Linked DNA regions of Homo sapiens: region 1 is linked to region 2. Evidence: chromatin loops called from intact Hi-C (ENCODE). Cell type or tissue: PC-9. All regions are shown on one strand. Each heading gives the region's core, and the rest is flanking DNA. Links, peaks and the distances in the headings are about the cores only. Region 1 holds the start of LINC01876 (long intergenic non-protein coding RNA 1876). Region 2 overlaps LINC01876 (long intergenic non-protein coding RNA 1876).

The links. A loop is a pair of places that touch in the nucleus more often than their neighbours do. Peaks named below come from ENCODE experiments on the same cell type or tissue, not always from the same donor. Only the 100,000 strongest peaks of a DNase experiment are listed, where the experiment ranks them.
Region 1: it touches region 2 in a loop (4-fold over the local background); 2 of 110 quality-filtered maps call a loop at or near these places.

What each region holds. Positions count from the first base shown.
Region 1 is chr2:156,249,727-156,254,959 of GRCh38, forward strand. LINC01876 (long intergenic non-protein coding RNA 1876) reads right to left here and starts at 5,205. Exons shown (of 4, transcript NR_110250.2): 1 at 5,052-5,205. In PC-9, for the core only: no CTCF peak of the experiment used is centred there; no DNase peak of the experiment used is centred there; H3K4me3 peaks cover 1,303 bases; H3K27ac peaks cover 741 bases.
Region 2 is chr2:156,197,204-156,202,711 of GRCh38, forward strand. The region is part of intron 1 of LINC01876 (long intergenic non-protein coding RNA 1876); the gene reads right to left. Among named protein-coding and RNA genes, the nearest start is that of LINC01876, 55 kb to the right of the region's middle. In PC-9, for the core only: no CTCF peak of the experiment used is centred there; a DNase peak (open chromatin) is centred at 2,578; H3K4me3 peaks cover 267 bases; H3K27ac peaks cover 2,796 bases.

The sequences.
Region 1 (5,233 bases), core at 234-5,233, 52 kb after region 2:
TGACAAAAAGCATTAATAGGTGTATTCATCTCCTATTAAGCTAGAACAAATAACTGCAGATTTAATGACATCAAACAACAAAAATTTATCTTACAGTTCTGTAGGTTAGAAATGCACCATGAGAGCCAGGTGCAGTGGCTCACGCCTGTAATCCCAGCACTTTGGGAGGCCGAGGCGAGTGGATCATGAAATCAAGAGTTCAAGACCAGCCTAACCAACACGGTGAAACCCTGTCTCTACTAAAAATACAAAAATTAGCTGGACGTGGTGGCGCTTGACTGTAATCCCAGCTAGTCAGGAGGCTGAGGCAGGAGAATCGCTTGAACCCAGGAGGCAGAGGTTGCAGTGAGTGGAGATTGCACCACTGCACTCCAGCCTAGGCGAGAGTGAGACTCCATCTCAAAAAAAAAAAAAAAAAATTAAAGAAGTGCACCATGAGTTTCATTGGGCCTAAATCAAGGCATCTACAGGACTGCTTTTTTTTTTCTGAAGGCTCTAGAGCAGAATCTGTTTGCTTACTTTTGCCAGCTTTTACAGGCCATCCATTTCTTGGCTCCTGACGCCACCTCTTTCCATTTCCAAAGCCACCAACATTCCACCTCTCTGCCCATTCTTTCATAGTCACATCTCCCTCTGATCACAGTCAGGAAAGGTTTTCTGGCATTAGACACAGGTAGATACATTGGGCCAACCCAGATAAACCAGGATAGTTTCCCATATCAAAATTCTTATCTTAATCACTGCAAAGTACCTTTTGTCATTCAAGGTAACATATACAGAAGTTTCAGGAGTTAAGACATGGACATCTTTTGCAAGCCATAATTTTCCTTACTATAATGTCCAAAGGGGAGAGATCTTCCCATAGGTTTCTCTAAGTCCAGATTGTATCACCAATATCATATATTCTTAGAGGAAACAAATATTTTAGGCCAGCATAAAGTCTATGTAAGCTTCATTGCACAAATTTTCCAGTGTCTAGTTTGGCTGCTCAAAGTCTTTTTTCACTTATTTTTATATTCTGGATCATACTATTAAATGGGTCATTAGCAAACAAGGGAATTGTTACTCTATAAGACACTGCCTAATGTGATTTGGCTATGTCCCATCCAAATCTCATCTTGAATTGTAGCTCCCATAATCCCATGTGTCGTGGGAGGGACCCAGTGGTAGGTAATTGAATCATGGAGGTGGGTTTTCCTATGCCATTCTCATGATAGTGAATAAGTATCACAAGATCTGATGGTTTTATAAGAGGCAGTTCCCCTGCACATGCTGTCTTGCCTGCCACCATGTAAGATGTGCCTTTGCTCTTCCTTCACCTTCCGCCATGACTGTGAGGCCTCCCCAGACATGTGGAACTGTAAATCCATTAAACTTCTTTTTCTTTATAAATTACCCAGTCTTGGGTATTTCCTCATAGCAGTATGAGAACGGACTAATACACTGCCCTACCTTCAATCAGCTTGGTAAATTAGCCTTAAGTATGTGCATACTTAGAGTTGTGCAGACATCATAGAGTGTAAATCACATGGTTATAAGTAGATACATACCATATTTAAAGATTCATACTGATTATACTGTATGTTCCCAAAATTAAATTGGAGTCATTAATTAGTACAATATTACCTAATTTAGTTTAACTACTTGCTCTCTAATTTCTGCTATGAATGCCTATATCAATATGAACTAACTCTGGATTCATTTAAGCCTTCTTGATTTTCTTGCCATACCTCTGAGTTCTGTGATGCTACAAGACACTAATTTCCAATTCATATCATTATAAATTAAGACATTTTAATTTAAAAACTATAACATAAAGCCAGTATAATCTAGTTAAGGGTACAATGAGACGAGATCACACTACTGCACTCCAGCCTGGGCAACAGACTAAAATCCTGTCTCAAAAAAAAAAAAAAAAAAAAAAAAATCTACTTACCACAGAGTGAACTAGGATCTAAATCCAAGTCTGTCCAACTCCAAATCTAGTGAAGAATCCAGGGTTTAGATCCACATCTGATTTTGAAGTTCATGATCTCATATCACCACCTCACTCTATCATTAATCTAAAACTTCTTTATTCATTCTGTCTCCCCAATCAATATCATACACTCTGCTTTATTTATTTCCTGGAATGTGACTATCTGAAGTCGTTTTTTCATTTACTGGTTTACTTATTTATGGACATCCCCCTTCACTTGACTATGATCTCCTTAGGGGGGATTTTGTCTCATTTACCAATGCATCACTAGTTATCAATATCAAATAGTAATCAATAATTATTTATTCAGGGGCCAGGCGCAGTGACTCACCTCTGTAATCTCAGCACTTTGGGAGGCCGAGGTGGGCAGATCACGAGGTCAGGAGATCGAGACCATCCTGGCTAACACGGTGAAACCCCATCTCTACTAAAAAATACAAAAAATTAGCCGGGAGTGGTGGCGGGCACCTGTAGTCCCAGCTACTCGGGAGGCTGAGGCAGGAGAATGGCATGAACCCAGGAGTTGGAGCTTGCAGCGAGCCGAGATTGTGCCACTGAACTCCAGCCTGGGCGACAGAGCGAGACTCCATCTCAAAAAAAAATTATTATTATTATTATTTCTTCAATAGCTAAATGAATATGAACATTTTCTATTTCAGCTCCACAGCCTCTGAAAACTGTTGATGCAAAGCAAAAAGACTTTAGCCAAAATTTTAATATAGGCTTTTTCAAACACACAGTCAAGTGGAAAGAATAACATGATAAAATCCATATAAACTCCAAATGAATTCTGAATTCAGTTACTTTTAGAATTTTCCGTATTTGGCAGAGGTTGGTGGCACATGCCTGTAATCCCAACACTTTGGGAGCAGGCAGATCACCTGAGGTCAGGAGTTTGAGACCAGCCTGGCCAACACGGCGACACCCCATCTCTACTAAAAATACAAAAATTAGCCAGACGTGGTGTCATGCATCTGTAATGCCAGCTACGCAGGTGGCTGAGGCATAGAATTGTTCGAACCTCTGAGGCTGAGGTTGCAGTAAGCCCAGATGGCACTACTACACTCCAGCCTGGGTGACCAAAAAAAGAAGAAGAAGAAGAATTCTTCCATATTCTCTCTCTCTTCTTTAATTTCTATTTTATTTTATAAACATATCAAAAATTGGCAACCATTTAATATTTATAAGATATGAGGGACATATGCCAACAAGTAAAAGATCAAAACCCATGAGTATCCAATGGAAAAACTATTATGTAAAGAGATGATCAACCACACTGATTTTTATGTGGATGCAAATTAAAACATGAGGCACCACTTTATATACATCACTTTGACAAAAACTAGAAATATCACCAAATGTTTGTGAGATTATGGAGAAATAGGAATCTTGTGCATCGTGGCAGGCATGAAGAGCAACAGAGCCCTTTTAGTCTGGCAGTGTGAACTGTGGTATGGAATGTGCATCGCCTAAGACACAGCAATCTTTCTCCTCAGTATATGTCCAGAGAAATATGTGCAGAGATACCAAAGGAGTTGTGTGTCATTATGTTTATCACAGCATTATTTGTGATAGAAGGAAGTTGGAAGCAATTTAGGTGCACTTTGCTAGGGAAATAAAGTAGAATAAATGTGTACTATGGAATACTATGATCAGAGCAAAATGACACATAGGAAAATAGGCATAAATCAAGAAAACATAGTGAAGAATAAGAAAATCAAAAAATGAATGAGATTAAAATACGCTATCACTTATATAAATATAAAGCATACAAATATAAAACAATATTTTATATTTTTCAGATTCCATATATATACATATATATGTGTAATCTGAAAAAATACATATATCCAAATGCAGTTGAGTGGTCAGGGGTGGCTTGAAAATAACAAGAAGATAAAAGGTGAACAAAGAGAAAAGAGGATAGCATACCATGAACAGAGGAATTTGATTGATTTTGTTTTCTGCAGATAATTTTTTAACTTCTCAATAAAATAAAATAAAAGTAATGTAAAACTCTACTTAGTTCATTTGCAAATTTCTGCCTGTCATAAACCTTGTGCCCATCAACAATGCATAATTTCCTAATGGTTGATCATTTCTGTATATAATTACTTTTCTGTTAAGAACTCTTGGGCTTGCAAAATAGACCCCAAATAGCCAATTCAATCCTAAGCAAAAAGAACAAAGCTGGAGGCATCACGTTACCCTACCTCAAACTATACTACAGGGCTACAGTAATCAAAATAGCATGGTACCAGTACAAAAACAGACACACAGACCAATGGAACAGAATAGAGAACCCAGAAATAAGACTGTATACCTGCCACTATCTAATCTTTGACAAATCTGACAAAAACAAGCAATGGATAAATTTATTGAATGGGGAAAAGATTTTCCATTCAATAAATAATGCTGGGATAACCGGCTAGCCATATGCCAAAGTTTAAAACTGGACCCCTTCCTTACACATTATACAAAAATTTACTCAAGATGGATTAAAGGCTTAATTACAAAACCCAAAACTATAAAAACCCAGAAGACAACCTAGACAATATCATTCAGGACATAGGCATGGGCAAAGATTTCATGACAAAGACACCAAAAGCAATTGCAACAAAAGCAAAAATTGACAAATGGGATCTAATTAAAGAGCTTCTGCACATCAAAAGAAACAATCAACAGACTAAACAGACAACTACAGAATGGGAGAAAAATTTTTGCAACCTATGCATCCTACAAAGGGCTAATGTTCAGCATCTACAAGGAACTTTAACAATTTCCAAGAAAAAACAACCCCATTAAAAACTGGTTGAGGAGGAGCCAAGATGGCCGAATAGGAACAGCTCCAGTCTACAGCTCCCAGCGTGAGCGACGCAGAAGACGGGTGATTTCTGCATTTCCATCTGAGGTACCGGGTTCATCTCACTAGGCAGTGCCAGACAGTGGGCGCAGGTCAGTGGGTGCGCGCACCATGTGCAAGCCGAAGCAGGGCGAGGCATTGCCTCACTTGGGAAGCGCAAGTGGTCAGGGAGTTCCCTTTCCGAGTCAAAGAAAGGGGTAAAGGACGCACCTGGAAAATCGGGTCACTCCCACCCGAATACTGCGCTTTTCCGACCGGCTTAAAAAACGGCGCACCACGAGATTATAAGCCGCACCTGGCTCGGAGGGTCCTACTCACAGGGAGTCTCGCTGATTGCTAGCACAGCAGTCTGAGATCAAACTGCAAGGCGGCAGCGAGGCTGGGGGAGGGGC
Region 2 (5,508 bases), core at 310-5,309:
AATCCCAGCTACTCAGGAGGCTAAGGCAGGAGAATCACTTGAACGCGGGAGGCGGAGGTTGCAGTAAACTGAGATTGCAACATTGCACTCCAGCCTGGGTGATAGAGCGAGACTCCCTCTCAAAAAAAAAAAGATGAACAAGGAGATTCAAGAAATGGGGAGTCCCCATGCTATGGCTATAGTAGTATATATTACTAAAGCACCTTAGTAGTCCTAGAGATATGAAAAAGAAGCTATCTCTCCTAACTACTCAATAATTCTATGTTATTAGAATACTATTCATAAGAATCAAAAATATATTTCTTCCTTTATTAACATTCTATTGTTTGTTGGCTTATTTTTTTAACTCTGTGAGTGCTGATTGCTCAAAAGGCAAATGATAGGAATGGTTCTCTCTCACACACACACTCTAGCTCTCCTTGCACACATACTCTGCTGCACACACACACAAAATTCCGAAATAAAATTACTATGGGGTTGCTCTTTGCACCAAATCAAGACCACTTAAAAAACTTAACCAACATTGCTAATAGAGCTTACCATCAAAACTGCAGCAAAGAATCAAAATAAAACCCTAAATACTTCATATTATTAATGGAAGGTGATTAAAAGAAAAAAGCCTTTGCAGTATAAGTCTAATCTAGCTATGTGATTGACTTATTAGTTAAATATGAATTTATAATCAATTACCAAATATCGGTCCAGATAAGTAGGTCTTTACATATTTTTTAAATGTTAAAAATGTTTAAAAATAGTTATCCACAATTAAGTAGGGTCTGTCTTTGAAATGGATACAAATAATAGATCCTTTTTTGAAATTAGATATTTAAAATTTGATTTTTTTGATGTTACAAAATATTAACTGTAGCTGGTACAAAATACATTTAATTATGGCTAATTGTTAGACTAAATGAGCTAATTGCTTATATGAAAATTTCACATGCATTTTCTCTACCATGGTCAATATCAGTTTGAAAGCATAAAATTTTCTAAAATAAAATATTTTATCTGTGAGAGAACACATCCAAAGGTATTCTGTGAGAAATAGAAAAGTTACAGAGCTAGAAGACTTTCTTAGGCTACCAGGGTAGGGGAACTAACTGTAGATTAGAGATTCAAACAAAGAAGAAGCCAAGAGTTTTTCCATAAAATGTGACTGCCCAAAAGCTCTCAGTCCACAGTACTCACAAGGAGTGATCACTACTGAATTGCTCATCACAGAATTCCTGGTGATTTCTACAGCAATGTATTTTTCTAAATGTGGTTTACTTAAAAGGATGAAGTATTTATAATATTAACCAAGATTATAAAATCTTCTTTCAAACCTAGATTAAATAGATATTTCTATAGTTCTCTTTGGATAATGATTTTCTCTTTTCAACTTTTCTTTTTTTTTTTCCTTTTGACAGCTAGAGTCCCCAAAGGAACAAATGAGAATAGCATTTCATGGATGAGAAATCATATCACCTTCATCACACATCTCACCTCTTGACATTACTTGCAATTGGATAAACATGGGGGACAGTCCTATTGAACTGATTCCAACTTTGGCTGGACAATTACAATTCACCTGCTACGTTTCTGAACCAAAGTGATTCTGCTGTCACTGGAGGCTTTAAAATTCTGAGCATAGTGGAGAGACACTCTTATCAAACAGGACATTAGAGTTCAACAAATAGTTATTAAAACCAACGCTCTTCACAGGGTAATAACTTTTTCTGTGAGTAAATGATTTTAACTTACAGGAGGGTGACACAACATTTTAATCAGCTTAATTGCATTAAGTTTTTTTCCAGTTCTTTTACTCATTCCAAATGAGACATGCACCAACACCTTATTTAATTTTGAATCTATTATCAGGGAGTTGACTGAAATGCAAGCAAAACATCTTTTTCCAAACATTTCTTTGCACATGTTAGTGACTGCTAAACAAATTTCATTATTATTTAAAACTAGAAGGCTAATGCTACTTCAGATATATTTATTTATTGCACATTGCAATGGTTAAAAACTCATATATTTGTTGTGGTTTAATTTAAAAAGATAAATGAACACTGAGTCTTATACAAGGAGTCTTATACAAGGAAGAGAAATGAATGTCTAAACACTGAGTCTTATACAAGCAGTCTAATACAAGGAAGATAAATGAATATCTAATCGTGTTTGTAGCACATTCCAGGCAATGCCGTTAGTCACAGTTCTAACTACATTTCTAACTCAAGAAAATTACCCAAAAAAAAACACATCTTGATTTTTGAAAACATAAAGAAAAGTCCCTACAACATCAGGAGAAGGTGAAGCATGAGAAACAGATCAGGATCAGGTGGTATGGGATGAGCAGAGCTGCTGCCCTACTCCTGCTAACTCAGCAGCTACAGTATGTGAAAGCCACTTTTGCCACAGTTATAACAGCTATAGCAAAAGGTTGGGAGTCCAGCAGAAGTTATTTCAACATTTTAAATCCAAGCCTTTGGATAGAAAAAGTACCACCAGTAAATGGATTCTTCTTCAATGATTCACTAACTCACTTGTTTTCCACTCCATCTGATTTGGGAAGTACTCAAATCACACTCATAAATCAGAGTCATAACATGACACCTTATTAGGTGGAGTTTCAGTGAGGAAAATTGTAAGTAGATTGCAATGATTGGCATGAGGAAGGAAAAAGCCCTCCTAGCTGTTCTTAGAGTAATTTACTCCATATCAACAAGCAAAAGCAAATTCATACTTCCACATGCATAATATAGTATATAGAACCTTGTGCAAGGAACATGGTTAGTACCTTCTTGATCCATTTCTTCTACTTTGACAAGCCATTAGAATGCCATCAACATTATTTTCTTTTCAAAGTTCTTATTTCAAAAAAGTAATTTTATATATCTATCTTTTAAGTGAAAACTAATGGGTAATGTGATAATTCATCAGTCTTTAACTGTTCTTCTCCCAACATTTCCATATTCTAGTTCTAACTTTACCATAGTCCTCTCCCCTAGCAGTACCCTTGAACTTTGAATAAGGTCAACCATATCCAATTGTGCACTGTCTTTAGTGATTACTCATTGTGAATTGAGTGAACTTGTTCAAAACATGTGATAATAATTTCCTGTCCCAAACGCACATACAAAATATCCATGTAAAATACTTGATTATCTTGATTATCCATTTAAAATACTTGATTATCAATCACTTTCTCAACATTGTGAGCTGAGTGCCCAAGAGCATTCAAAGGCAATATGCTGAGAAATAATATAAACAATTCATCTCTAGATAATTCAGTTTGAAACAAGACCAAACCCATCTCATGAAGATGCCTGGTTTCCTGCAACATTACTAAATAACCTGTTCCTTTTTGAATCCCAAACTTGATCCAAAGCCAACAGAGCACTGGTGTCTGAGGAGTTAATTAGTGTAAATGCAAGAGTACACCCTGGGACTTCTCCAGAGTTGGTTTTATGCCGAAAGAAACCAAAATTATACACACCCATTATTCATAAAACATCTCTCTTCTATTCAGTTCAAAAGGTTAACATTTTGAAACTACATGGGATTGACTAATTACATATTTGGGCTTCTCAGATATGCAAGACGAAAGGATTGTTTATGTTCTAAAGAGATTCATTTAGCGAGGTTCATAGTAATCTTACACTCTAACAATTGTGTTTTCTTAAATGACTCTAAGGCCACAAAGAACACTAATATTTTATATTGTACTTTTTCATTACTTTATTACTTTTCATTCTAGTACTGTGGAATTCAAGCAGAGAAGCCAGACTGAAATGGGAAAAAAATAATCATATGGATATATAGAACTTAAGTCACATGAAAACTAAATCAGAAAAGTTATTTCCATTTTTTAAAATAATAATGGACAAATAATAATGGACAGTAATCATTAATAACGCTTGAAAAATAAGCAGATTTCAACATAAATGACTTTCTATACTACATGCCCACAGTCCCTTTTTAGCTGATTGAGTCCAAGAAGGTACCTGTTGAGTTGTACAAAAAGGCAATCTGGGCTCAAGGTCTGTAGTGGAATGTTGTTGCCTCTTTTCTCTTGTAAGAAAGAAAAAAAGGGAATGAAAGGGGGAAAGGATACAGAAAGGGAAGAAGACAGTAAGAGAGAAATGCAGAAAGAAAGAGATAAAAAAAAAAAGAGCGAGAGGAGGAAGAGAGGAAGGAGAAAGAGGAGAGAGAGAATAAAAGCTAAGGAAAGAAGGATGGAAAGAAAAAGAAAAGGACAGCCATTCCATGCTTTTGTATACTTTACTCAAACCAAAAATGATTTGTGGGAAATGTGATTTTTTGACACATGAGAGGGGCATGTGTGTGTTTCTCTGTTCCCTCTTTAGACTTAGCCTACATGAGGGTTCCTTTCAGTCCAAAGGGTACCCTCCACTCTAAAACCCTGGATTCCAAAATCAAGATTTGACTTGACATTACAGAACTCTGCAACTATTGAATCTGTATATGAAAAGACTGTTTATCTGAACTTTTTCATGATAACCTATTAAATAAAATAGCTGATCACTGCTAATAAATTCCAAAAGAGGAAATCTCTGAACATTAATTTAGAAAATTCAAGAGAATAAGAAATATAAAATGTGCTGACCCATATTTTCACTTTCAACATTGTCTCTTCTTCCTTCCTGGGGTTCCAAGGTATCTTCTTGTATTATTTTATGGTTAGAGAAGTTGTTTTAGCCACTATTTTAGGGTTGGTTTGCCGGTAACAAATTCTCTTGGTTTTCTTTCATCCGAAAATGTCTTCATTTCCCTTCATTCCTTGAGGATATTTTCAGTATAGATTTCTGAGTTGACAGTCATTTTCTTTCAGCACTTGAAAAATACTATGGTGCTTCCTTCTGGTCTCCACGGCATCTAATGAGAAATACTCTATCATTCAAATTCTTTTCCCTTATAGGTAAGGTGTCACTGATGTCTTATTGCTTTTGAAGTCCTTCTTTTATCTTTGGTTTTCAGGAGTTTGATCATGACATGATATGACTTAGACAGATGTCTTTGGGTTGTCCTGTTTAGGGTTTGCTTAGCTCCTTTTTTTCAATTTTTTCTTTTTATAGGTTATTGAGGAGCAGGTGCTATTTGGTTGAATCACTAGGTTCATATCTTTTTGCCAAATTTGGGAAATTTCCAGCCATTATTTTTTCTAATACTTTTCCAGGCCCACATTCTTCCTTTTCTTTTTCTGGAACTCTGATGACATAAATGTTAGATTTTTTGTTATAATCTCAAATGTACTTGAGGCTTTTTTTTTCTATTTATTTCATCTCTCATGTTCAAGTCAGGTAACTCCTATTTTTTTTATCTTCAAGGTCACTGGCTCTTTCTTTTGTCTTTTTCATGCTGACCTCATCCAGTAAGGTTTTCTAAGATTTGGGGTTTGGTGTTTTTTGTTTTTTGGTTACTGTACTGTTCAGTCTTAAAATTTCAATTAGTATCTTTTATATATCTTTTATTTCTTTGATGATACTTTCTATTTTTTTCATT